Linked DNA regions of Homo sapiens: region 1 is linked to region 2. A link is an interaction called in ENCODE POLR2A ChIA-PET data of the cell type or tissue named here. Cell type or tissue: HepG2. All regions are shown on one strand. Links, peaks and the distances in the headings refer to the core of each region. The heading gives the core; the rest is flanking DNA.

Evidence for each region. Peaks named below come from ENCODE experiments on the same cell type or tissue, not always from the same donor. Only the 100,000 strongest peaks of a DNase experiment are listed, where the experiment ranks them.
Region 1: POLR2A ChIA-PET joins it to region 2 with 6 read pairs; 5 of 35 experiments call an interaction of 5 or more read pairs at or near these places.

What each region holds. Positions count from the first base shown.
Region 1 is chr10:102,552,141-102,558,460 of GRCh38, forward strand. The region is part of intron 3 of SUFU (SUFU negative regulator of hedgehog signaling); the gene reads left to right. Among named protein-coding and RNA genes, the nearest start is that of SUFU, 51 kb to the left of the region's middle. In HepG2, for the core only: no CTCF peak of the experiment used is centred there; no DNase peak of the experiment used is centred there.
Region 2 is chr10:102,657,190-102,663,337 of GRCh38, forward strand. TRIM8 (tripartite motif containing 8) reads left to right here. Exons shown (of 6, transcript NM_030912.3): 6 at 1-1,129. The coding sequence ends at 165. Among named protein-coding and RNA genes, the nearest start is that of TRIM8, 16 kb to the left of the region's middle. RefSeq lists a silencer at 4,079-4,138. In HepG2, for the core only: no CTCF peak of the experiment used is centred there; a DNase peak (open chromatin) is centred at 1,329.

The DNA.
Region 1 (6,320 bases), core at 1,724-4,223, 100 kb before region 2:
ACACTTTACAAGACAAATGCCTATATTCTTCAAAAATGTCAATGCTCTAATCCCAGCAGTTTGAGAGGCTGAAGCAGGAGGATCACTTGAGCTCAGGAGTTTGAGACCAGCCTGGGCAATGAAGCAAGACCCTGTAAATTAAAGATTAGCCAGGTGTGGTGGCATGCCTATAGTCCCAGCTACTTGGGAGGCTGAGGTAGGAGGACCATTTGAGCCCAAGAGGTTGAGGCTGCAGTGAGCCATGATTGTGCCACCACATTCCAGGCTGGGCGACACAGTGAGACCCCACCTAAAAAAAAAATACACACACACACACACGCACCCCAGTGCTATGAAAGACATAAAAAGGCAAGGGGCAGGGACTGTTCTACATTAAAGGAAACATGGCAGTTTAAATGCATTGTTGATCCTTGATTAGATCCTGAATTGAAAAAAAAGGGTCATTTTTTAAGGACAATTGGAAAAATGTGAATTTACACTGTGTATTAGTTAATAGTACTGTATGTGAAATTCCCTGGATGTGATTATGGTATTATGGTTATACAGGATAATGTCCCTGTTGCTAGAGATAAAGGCTAAAGTATTAACGGATAAAAGGACCTGATGTCTTTAACTTAATTGTCAAATGACTCAAATGATTTAACTTAATTGTCAAAAAATAAAACATCTGTGTATGAAGAGAAGCTAAAGCAAATGAGGCGAAATGTTAACAACTTGTGAAGCTGGGTGAATGGTATTTGGTTATTCATTGTATCATTCTTTTAACTTTTCTGTAGGATTGGAAATTTTCAAAATAAAATAAAAGTTGTGGCTGTTTGTTGAGTATACATTGACTAATATGTGCTCTGAGGCCCTTTCTGTACCTGATGGCCCCACTTATGGTCGTTATAATGTGCCTGCTGTAGTTTGTGTCTGCAGATCACTTTAGGGACGTCAGAACGGGACAGGGTGACTACACTCCTAAAAGTGTAATACTTGACTTTCTATTTTCCAGATTTCTTGTGATATGATTGTATTATTTAAATAACAGGTAAAACAAATCTACTTTAAATTTTTTTTAGAACATGGTAGGAAATAATAGTAAATTGTTTAAATAATGGGAAAATGATAAAGAAAAGTAAATGGTAACTGATTTAAGATAGGAGACCATGGCTATGGGCCTAAATGGTGATGGGAATGACTAACATTTAGACTTGTGCTCTGTGTGCCATTGAATATGTGAGGTTAGGGACTGTGATATACCAGCTTTTCAGTTGCAGCAAGCAAGACAACACAGGTTGAGCTGCATGTTCAAGATCACACATCTAGTGGGTACAAAGGCAAATTTTTTTTTTTTTTTTTGAGATGGAGTCTCGCTCTATTGCCCAGGCTGGAGTGCAGTGGTGTGATCTTGGCTCACTGCAAGCTCCGCCTCCCAGATTCACGCCATTCTCCTGCCTCAGCCTCCCAAGTAGCTGGGACTACAGGCGCCCGCCACCGCGCCCAGCTAATTTTTTGCGTTTTTAGTAGAGATGGGGCTTCACTGTGTTAGCTAGAATGGTCTCCATCTCCTGACCTCGTGATCCGCCCGCCTCAGCCTCCCAAAGTGCTGGGATTACAGGCGTGAGCCACCGCGCCCGGCCACAAAGGCAAATTTTAACCCAGACAGTGTAGCTCTGAATGGCAGCTCTTGGCCAGACACGGTGGCTCATGTCTGTAATTCTAGCACTTCAGGAGGCCAAGGTGGGAGGTTGGCCTAAGCCCAGGAGTTCAGGACCAGCGTAGGCAACATAAGGATATTCTGTCTCTACAAAAATTTTAAAAATTAGCCATTGTGGTGACGCGTGCTTGTGGTCCCAGCTACTCAGGAGGCTGAGGTGGGAGGATTACGCATAAGCCTGGAAGGTACAGGCAGCAGTGAATGGTGATTGCACCATTGCACTCCAGCCTGAATGACAGAGTGAAACCCTGTCTCAAAAAACAAAAACAAAAACAAAAACAGGTCAGGCGCAGTGGCTCATGCCTGTAATCCCAGCACTCTGGGAGGCCGAGGTGGTTGGATCACCTGAGGTCAGGAGTTCGAGACCAGCCTGGCCAGCATGGTGAAACCTCGTCTCTACTAAACATAGAAAATTTAGCTGGGCATGGTGGTGGACACCTGTAATCCCAGCTACACGGGAGGCTGAGGCAGGAGAATCACTTGAACCTGGGAGGCAGAGGTTGTAGTGAGCTGAGATCACGCCATTGCACTCCAGCTTGGGCAACAAGAGCAAAACTCTGTCTCAAAACAAAACAAAGCAAAAAAAAGTACACATAACTGTACAGCTTGATGAGTTTTCACAAACCACATACACCCATGTAACCAGCACCTAAATTGAGAAACAGACCAGTTCTCTAGAAACCTCCCTTACGTCTCCTTTTAGTCAATACTCTTACCGTCTCCTGACTTCCAACATCATTCTTTTCTTTTGTTTGATTTCACTGCATAGTTAGATCCTTAGCACTGTGTGTCTGAACTCATTGCTAATAGCTTAAGTAGCTCCGCATCCCCACTCCTCTTGCCTGAACTGTTCTCCATCTGCCTGTGACTGCCAGATCAAGGCAGCAGCATGGTGTGGTGGTTTAAGAGTGTGGCCTCCTGACCCAGATAGCCTGCATTCATATTGGCTCTGCCAGTTACTGCCTTCTTGGGCAACATGTACATCCATTTGCTCAGCTATAAAGCAGGGATAATAGTAACCGCATGAAGTTATCGAGAGGTGAATTAATACCTGTAAAACACTTAGAATGTGCCTGGTACGCAGTAAGTACTATGTTTTACCTGCAATCATTATCATTATTCAGTCTTTAAAAACTTTATATGGATTGGCCGGGCGCAGTGGCTCATGCCTGTAATCCCAGTACTCTGGGAGGCCGAGGCGGGCGAATCACAAGGTCAGGAGATCAAGACCATCCTGGCTAACACAGTGAAACCCCGTCTCTACTAAAAATAAAAAAAATTAGCCGGACGTGGTGGTGGGCGCCTGTGGTCCCAGCTACTTGGGAGGCTGAGGCAGGAGAATGGCATGAACCCAAGAGATGGAGCTTGCAGTGAGCTGAGACTGCGCCACTGCACTCCAGCCTGGGCGTCAGAGTGAGACTCCGTCTCACAAAAAAAAAAAAAAAAAAAAACTTTATATGGATCAAGATGGACACCTTGGTCTTTTTTTTTTTTTTTTCCTCAATGACAGACCCTACTTAACAGCAAAACTGTATTAGGAAATGTCTTGCTCGTCCCTGAATCAGATATGCAGCCTCAGCTGACATGATGACATTTGGAGGCATTATCTTACTCACACGGAAAATCAGTAATATTGATACAAATAAAATTACCTCGTTTTGTACATCATATTATATAGCTGAAAACATTCAGTTCAGGTGTGGCTCCTTGGTTTTTTGTAGTTGATTTATGTAGTTGCCTGTGAAGTCTTAGGCAAATCAAACCCTATTCTAAGTCCGGTAGAGCCTATGCAGTTTAGTGGGACCTTGTAGTAAATCCTTTAATAAGGTGAAGAATCTTTCTATAGTGTAAGTAATTGCCCCTTATTGTAAATATTTTGTAAGATTGGGTGTAGGTCTATCAGGTTTTCTCAGAGCAGATCACTCAGCTGCTGCTGCAGAGCACCTCCTTTGTGACTTGTAGGCATTACTCTACCCCTGTGTGGTTACACGCTACAAGAGTTACATGCATATGTACTGTACAGAACGTGTGTCATTTATGTTTGATGTGTACACAGATATACCTGCCTACGTACATAGTGTTGTAATTCTGTTTGATGGTCTTGCCTCACTTGTGCTGTCCACCTTAAACTTAGTGAGTTTATGGGGAGCACTCCACCCACCCATTTGCACGTGAGAACATGCTCAGCAGTGTAATCAAGCAAGTGAACTGTTTAGACCTGCTTTTCCAGATCTAAGTGACATCCGCAGTCCTACAACCCAGCCTTGGAAATAGCATCAAGGCAGTGGGAGGCGAATGAAAGGGGAACGATGAGGCTCCGGTGGGTGTGGGGGCGGGGGCGGAGATGCCCACAGCCAGCCATGGAGCTGTATGAGGCAGCCTTGGAAGCCTGCTCTGAAGCATGACTCAGATGGCTTCTATAACAGCCCTGACCTGCTGGCAGACAGCTACCCTCTGGGAGGTTTGCGCAGAGGTGGAAGCTGAGCTGGAGAGAAAAGGAAGTAGAAATGGGAGAGATCTGAGAATGAAGAGCATCCAGAGGCAGTGAAGGCTTCCAGATATGGCTAGATATAGACAGATTAGGGTGATTTAGTTAGGATTCTTCTAGTTATAAGAAAATGGGCCAGGCATGGTGCCTCAGGCCTGTAATCCCAGCACTTTGGGAGGCCGAGGCATGTGGATCACCTGAGGTCAGGAGTTTGAGACTAGCCTGACCAACATGGAGAAACCGTGTCTCTACTAAAAACTCAAAAATTAGCCGGGAGTGCTGGCACGTGCCTGTAATCCCAGCTACTCAGGAGGCTGAGGCAGGAGAATCGCTTGAACCCGGGAGGCGGAGATTGCAGTGAGCCCAGATCGTGCCACTGCACTTCAGCCTGGATGACAGAGTGAGACTCAAAAAAAAAAAAAAGGAAGGGAGGGAGGAAGGAAGGGAAGAAGGAAGGGAGGAAGGAAGGAAGGAAGATGGGTGGGGCACAGTGGCTCATTACTTGTAATCCCAGCACTTTGGGAGCCCGAGACAGGCAGATCACTTCAGGTTAGGAGTTCGAAACCAGCCTGGCCAACATGGTGAAACCCTGTCTCTACTAAAAATACAAAAAATTAGCTGGATGGTGGTGCACATCTGTAATCACAGCTACTCAGGAGGCTGAGGCAGGAGAATGGAGAATCACTTTGAACCTGGGAGGCGGAGGTTGCACTACTGCACTCCAGTCTGAGCAATAGAGCGAGACTCCCTCTCAAAAAAAAAGAAATTAGCTTGATGTGGTGGTATGCACTTGTGGTCTCAGCTACTTGGGAGGCTGAGTTTGAGCCCAGGAGGTCAAGGCTACAGTTAGCTGTGATCATGCCACTGCACTCAGCCTGGGTGATAGAGCAAGACCCTGCCTCTAAAAAAAAAAAAAAAGAAAAAGAAAATGGCAGAAACCCAACTGAAACTACCTTAAACAATAACAGGGCCAGGCGTGGTGGCTCACATCTGTAATCCCAATACTTTGGGAGGCTGAGGCAGTGAGGCGGGCAGATTGCTTGAGCCCAGGAGTTTGAGACCAGCCTGGGCAACATGGTGAAACCCCACAGGGGTAGAGTGAAAAGATTGAAAAAATTAGCTAGGCATGGTGGCATGCATCTGTAGTCCCAGCTATTCAGGAGGCTGAGGTAGGAGGATTACTTGAGCCAGGGAGGTCGAGGCTGCCTTGAGCCAGGGAGGTCGAGGCTGCAGTGAGCCATGATCACACAACTGGACACTCCACCCTGGACAGCAGAGCAAGACCCTGTCTCAAAAACAAAAAACAAAGAAAAACAATAACAGACTTCATTGGCTCAGGTGACTGGGACAACAAGGGTTTCAGGTGTGGCTTGATCTGTATGTTCAAATGGGGTCCTCTGGGCTATGACTATAGCTATGACTCTCTGTATGTTGATCTTGTTCTGCAGACTCTCCCCATGTGCCACCACTGGGGAGATGAGCACCATCATTCCTAGTTTCAGTTTCTCTCAGTTTGTAGTCCCAGCAGGCACAGGGCTTTGTGCTTTTAACTTCGGTGTTTTGTTTGTTTTTTACTGATTTTTTTTTTTTTGAGACGGAGTCTTGTTCTGTTGCCCAAGCTGGAGTGCAGTGACACAATTCCAGCTCACTGCACCTCCGCCTCCTGAGTTCAAGCAGTTCTCCTTCCTCAGCCTCCCGAGTAGCTGGGACCATAGGCATGCACCAACATGCCTGGCTAACTTTTGTATTTTTAGTAGAGATACAGGGTTTCACCATGTTGGCCAGGCTGGTCTCGAACTCCTGACTTCAGGTGATCCACCCGCCATGGCCTCCCAAAGTGTTGGGATTACAGGCACAAGCCCCAACACCTGGCCTGTTTTTTAATTGATTTTTGAGACAGGGTTCTTGCTTTGTCACCCAGACTAGAGGCTAGAGTACCATAGCACCTTTTTAGTTCACTGCAGCCTCAAATTTCTGGGCTCAAGTGATCTTCCCATTTCAGCCTCCTGAGTAGCTACGACTACAGGTGCACACCACCACCCTCAGCTAATTTTTAAACTTTTTGTAGAGACAGGGTCTCGCTGTTGCCCAGGTTTTAGTCTTGAACTCCTGGGCTCAAGTGCTCTACCCACT
Region 2 (6,148 bases), core at 1-2,500:
CCCTCGCAGGAGTACTCACACCCGCTCCCGCCCACACCCTCCGTCCCCCAGTCCCTTCCCAGCCTGGCGGTCAGAGACTGGCTTGACGCCTCCCAGCAGCCCGGCCACCAGGATTTCTACAGGGTGTATGGGCAGCCGTCCACCAAACACTACGTGACGAGCTAACGCCACGCAGGCGGCGGGGCGCTGGGGAATCTTCCTCCCCAGCCCCCGGGCTCGGGAGTTATGCATCCAGAGACCTGCCCTTCTACCTTCCTCGCCTCCCCTCTTCCTCATTCCATTGCCCCAGGTCTTTTCCTTTTGGATTTTGTTTTGGTTTTGGCTTTGTTTTTGATTTTTTTTTATTATGAATCTCCTGGACGCAGAGGTGACAGTGGGAGCTGGCCTGGGCCAGGACGGCAGGTGGCCCTGGAGATGGGAAAGTGTCTGTGTCGAGGCGCTGAGCTCTCTCTCTGTTTCTCCTTTTTTCCTCTACTCCTTCCCCTTCACACCCCCGTGGCTGGAAGGAACCTCGGCTTCCCTGAAAGCTTGGGGGTCCCACCCTTCTTACCCCACCCGGGAGGAACGCCCAGGGCCCCGGGCTTGTTTCTCCTCTTGTTTTCCTTTTGGGCAGTTTGATCACTGATCGAGTAAGGAATGACCTTTAGATTGTGCGACTTTTGTTTTTGTTTTTTTAAATTTTTTTAAACCAAGAATGATTTCTCCTGCTTCCTTCTCCTCACCATCTTCCCAGACGGAGTTCAAAGGCCACTTCTCAAGCAGCTTTTGGCACCTTCAGCCTCAGAGTGGAATCTTTTAAAGACAGGACCCCTATGTCCAGGAAAGGGGAAAAGGAACTTTGCCAATGATAGTGACCACAGCAAAAGCAAATAATAATAATATTAATAATAATAAAGAGAAATAAAATAATAAAATAAAAAACAATAGCACAGCCCTTGTTGAGGTCAGCAGGGAGGAGGGGCTGCCCGGAGTTGGGTCCTTGCCTGGATTTTGACACAGCAACTTCCTGTAGTGAGCACTTTGTATGAATCGTGGACTTCCTGTTCTCAAGGCGCAGGTATTTATTCTGTATCTGTCTAGAGCACACACCAAAATCCAACCTTCTAATAAACATGATGGCGCAGTCCCACTCCCTGCCTCGCCTGTTCCCCTATCCCCCCCAGGCCTGGGATCTTCAGGCGTCGGTGTGGGGAGGGGCCCCTGCCCTCCTTGCCTTGATTTTGCTCCCCTGGGTCCAGCTGGTTCCAGGCCTGTGAATGTCAGTTCGTCGGGCACTGACTCCGTCTGCTCTTGGCCTTGGGTTCATTTGACAAATATTTGCCCAGGGCCTCCCAGGCCCAGCCCCATGCCACCTGGGCCCCGGCATCTCTTTGAGGTTCTGCCAATGTGCTCTTAGCTGAGGACGAAGGAGGAACACCTTTCTATGAGTCTTGCAAAGTTTACCTCCTTCAGGCCACAAATATTTGAGTGCACACTACGTGCCAGGCACTGTGCAGGGCTGCAGGCATAGAGACAGAATGTAATCTAGCTGGGCCTTGGACCCCATAGGGAGAGGGGACCACTCAGGTCCATACTTCCTTTGGACTTGGGGCTTTGGCCTTGGGAGGGGTGGAGGTGGGGTGGCAAGATGAAAAAGACATCCTGCCCCCATCCACTTCGGCAGAGCTTCTCAAAGTCTCAAGCATGTCTTGGGAGCTTGTTAAAAGGGCCGATTCCTTGCTGTGGCTCACGCCTGTAATCCTGACATTTTGGGAGGCCAAGGCAAATTGCCTGAGCTCAGGGGTTTGAGACCAGCCTGGGCAACATGTCGGAACCCTGTTTCTACAAAAAATACAAGAATTAGTTGGGCGTGGTGGGGCACACCACACCTGTGGTCCCAGCTACTCTGGGACTGAGGTGGGAGAACTGCTTGAGCCTGGGAGGCAGAGGTTGCAGTAGGTCTAGATCAAGTCACTGCACTCCAGCCTGTGCAACAAAACAACAGAGCAAGACCCTGTCTCAAAAAAAAAAAAAAAAAAAGGGTAAGGGTGCTGATTCCTGAGGCCTAGCTTAGACTCATCGGGAATCTCTGAGAGCCCAGGAATTTGCATTTTTAACTCTATTCTCCCATATCCTGGGTTTAGAGAAGTGCTGCCATTGTGGTGGTCAGGGTCCTCCCTGCTGCTTGTCACAGAGGCCACTGCGGGGAGAGGAAGCTGGGACACCCCCAAGGCCCTTCTCTGGAGAGGGGCCTCACCTTCAAAAAGGCTCCGGTTGTTGCCTGATGCTCTGCACAGAGCTGTAAGTCCGCAGCCCATGCACTTCTGTAATCTGCTGGGTGCCTAGTTATCTTTCTTCTTGTTTGGGCAGAATCCGGGCCTGAATGCCACCCACCCCAGGAAGCCCAGGACAAGGCAGACAGCCTTGTAAAGTCCCATTCCTGCCAGGCGCGGTGGCTCATGCCTGTAATCCCAGCACTTTGGGAGGCTGAGATGGGCGGATCACCTGAGGTCGGGAGTTCGAGACCAGCCTGGTCAACGTGGTGAAATTTCATCTCTATTAAAAATACAAAAATTAGCCGGCATGGTGGTGGGCGCCTGTAGTCCCAGCTACTCAGGAGGCTGAGGCAGGAGAATCGCTTGAACCTGGGAGGCAGAGGTTGCAGTGAGCCGAGATCGTGCCACTGCACTGCAGCCTGGGTGACAGAGCCAGACTCCATCTCAAAAAAAAAAAAAAAAAGTCCCATGCCAGTGGTCCAAGCCTCACTGACCCCTAGCCACCCCTCCCCTCAGAAAAATAAAGGCTTGCCGAGCACGTTGGCTCATGCCTGGAATCCCAGCAGTTTGAAGGTGGATGGATCACTTGAGTTCAGGAGTTCAAAACCAGCCTGGGCCACATGGTGAAACCCCATCTCTACTAAAACGAAAAATTAGCCAGGCGTGGTGCCACGGGCCTGTGGTCCTAGCTACTCTGGAGGCTGAAGTGGGAGGATTGCTTGATTGAGGCTGGGAGGTGGAGGTTGCAGTGAGCTGAGATCTTGCCACTGCACTCCAACCTGGGCAACAGAGCAAGATCCTGTCTCAAAGAAAAAAAAGAAAAATAAAGACTTTGGGGCTGGCCAGACCAAACCATAGCCTTGGTCTTGCTAACTGCCTCCGCCTTCCTGCCCTGAGGGAGTAGAGGATGACTCGGGTGGGGTGGTGGACCCTTGCTTCATTGTTCCCCTCCCCAGTGTGGCAGGGAGCCAGGAGCAGTATGACAACAGCTGGCCTACCCCTTCCCTCCCCGTGCACCTGTTTGGGGCTAAAGGGAGTGGGGAAATGACTGGAGCACAGTGCCCCTCCAGCCCAGGGTGCAGGATGCCTGGGGGCAGGTGCCGGTGGACAGTCACTTCACTCCACTCAAATCTGCTTCTGTCTCACTGTCCCTTTCTCCAGTTCTCAGGAGCCCTGAGACATCCCCCGTGCCAAGAGTTGGGAGCCAAGATAAAAAGCTGCCTAATTTCTTTCCCACTTGGCCTAGTTTTGTTTTGGCTGAGGGGAGAGGCCCTTTCCCCAGGTGCGTCAATCCACTGAGATGTGGAGGGGACATTCTGGTGGGAATGGGATGGGCTTGAGCCCCTCCATGTCCCAGCTTTGAAGCCCACTCCAGACAATGACACGCTCAGGCACACATCTATAGGTGAAGCAGCAGCTGCCCAGAGTTGGCTTGGGGGGGGTTCCCTAGGCAGCCAGGGAAGCAGGGAGACGCTAACCCACCCAGCTGTCCCCAGCCACCCAGCTGTCCCTGGCTTTGTAGGAGCAGCTGTCACCCAGCTCCCAAAAGGGTCGGGGCAGAGGAGGCCCAGAAAGAGCTGGGGCTGCCCCAGGGAACAGGCTTATTCAGAAGTCATCGGAGGGGCCTTCTCTGCCCTGAACTGGTGGCCCCTTGGAGGGCTGGCTGCAGCCACAGGTGCCCCAGTGCCCAGCCCTCCCCTCCTGCCTTCCCCCAAAGGCCATCACGCCTCCCCTTTCCGGGAAGGGTTGGGGATCTGACCACGTCTCCCTACCCCACAGACTGGGGCCGACAGCTCCTGTGGCCCAGATGTGCTGAGCCCGCAGCGAGGCCACCGCGAGGGAGTGGGTGGGGGTGGTTTCCTCTGCTGCCTGCCGGCCCCAGCTCTTTCATGTTGCCGCCCTCCCCATCCCAGCCCGGAGCCAAGCAGCTGGGCCGCTCCTGCCCCCTCCCTCGGCCTCGCTCCCAGCTGTCTTTGGGGTGGGGCAGGGCAGCTGGGGAACAGCTGCAAGGCAGGAGCCTGGGGGGTGATGGGTGCCCCCTGCAACTGCCGGAAACGGTCTTTGGGCCAAGAAGGGAGTCTGAAGGGTGGGGGTGGAGAGGGCGAGGCCTAGGGGATGATCGGCTCCACCCCTTCTCCCAGCGCATCTGGCCAGGAGACCCCAGCTCAAAGCCCCCTCCAGCTTCAAAGGGCACCCTGGGGTGGGAGGCAGGAGACGAGGGTGGATGCCCTGACCCACTGAGTCCGCACCCCAGGGCCCCTCTCTCCAAGCTGTGACCTCACCTCAGGGTTCTTAACAGGCCTTGCTAACACTCTCCCACTCAGATCCTGTCATTGTCACCATGGCCTTCCTAAGACACCCTCATCTTCTCCCATCCGAGGGTGGGGGAGAACCAATTCGATTCGCAACTTCAGGACCCAGGACCCATCTAGCCGCCTGGGGGATTCCCTACCCCACCTCTGCAGCCTGTAAATTCTGGGGGAGGAGGCCCTGGAGGGAGGATCAGAGGCATGTCCTTCCCCAACCTCCCACTCTGGCCTACTAAGAAATGGGAGCAGGGCTGACCCTATGAAAGTGTGGGAGGTGAAGGAGCTGGAGTCGTGATTCCTGGGTATCCCCAGACAGACATCACCACACTACAGCCCCTCTTCTAAGGTGATCCCAGCACTTTGGGAGGCTGAAGCAGGAGGATCCCTTGATGAGACCAGCATGGGCAGTATAAGGAGATCCTGTCTCTATAAAAAATTAAAATATTAGGCTGGGCGCGGTGGCTCATGCCTGTAATCCCAACACTTTGGGAGGCCAAGGCAAGCAGATCACTTGAGGTCAGGAGTTCGAGACCAGCCTGGCCAACATGGTGAAAGCCCAACTCTACTAAAAATAAAAAAAATTATCTGGGCCGGGCACGGTTGTTCACACCTGTAATCCCAGCACTTTGGGAGGCTGAGGCAGGCGGATTACGAGGTCAGGAGATGGAGACCATCTTGGCCAACATGGTGAAACCCTGTCTCTACTAAAATACAAAAACTTAGCTGGGCGTGAAGGCACATGCCTGTAATTCCAGCTACTTGGAAGGCTGAGGCAGGGGAATCGCTTGAAACTGGGAGGCGGAGGTTGCACTGAGCAGAGATCGTGCCACTGCATTCCAGCCTCGGGACAGAGCAAGACTTCCTCTCAAAAAAAAAAAATTATCTGGGTGTGGTGGTGGGCACCTGCAATCACAGCTACTGGGGAGCCTGAGGCAGGAGAATCGCTTGAACAGGGGAGGCGGAGGTTGCAGTGAGCCGAGATGGCGCCATTGCACTCCAACTGGGGTGACAGCGCGAGACTCCATATCAAAAAAAAAAAAAAAAAAAAAAGGCCGGCACGGTGGCTCACGCCTGTAATCCCAGCACTTTGGGAGGCTGAGGCGGGAGGATCATGAGGTCAGGAGATCGAGACTATCCTAGCTAACACAGTGAAACCCCGTCTCTACTAAAAATACAAATAATTAGCTGGGCGTGGTGGCCTGCACTTGTAGTCCTGGCTACTCGGGAGGCAGAGGCAGGAGAATGGTGTGAACCCAGGAGGCAGAGCTTGCAGTGAGCCGAGATCGTGTCACTGCACTCCAGCCTGGGCCACAGAGCAAGACTCTGTCTCAAAAACAAAACAAAACAAAACAAAAACCCACAAAAAATTAAAAATTTAACCTGACGTGCTGGCATGTGTGGTCTCAGCTACTCAGGAGGCTGAGGCAAGAGGATCACTTGAGTGCTGGAGGATCCCTTGAGCCTGGGAGGTCAAGGCTGCAGTGAGCTGTGATTGCACCACTGAACTCCAGCCTGGACGACAGAGCGAGACCCTGTCTCAAGTAAATAAAATAAAATAAAATAAATAAAATAAAATAAATAAAA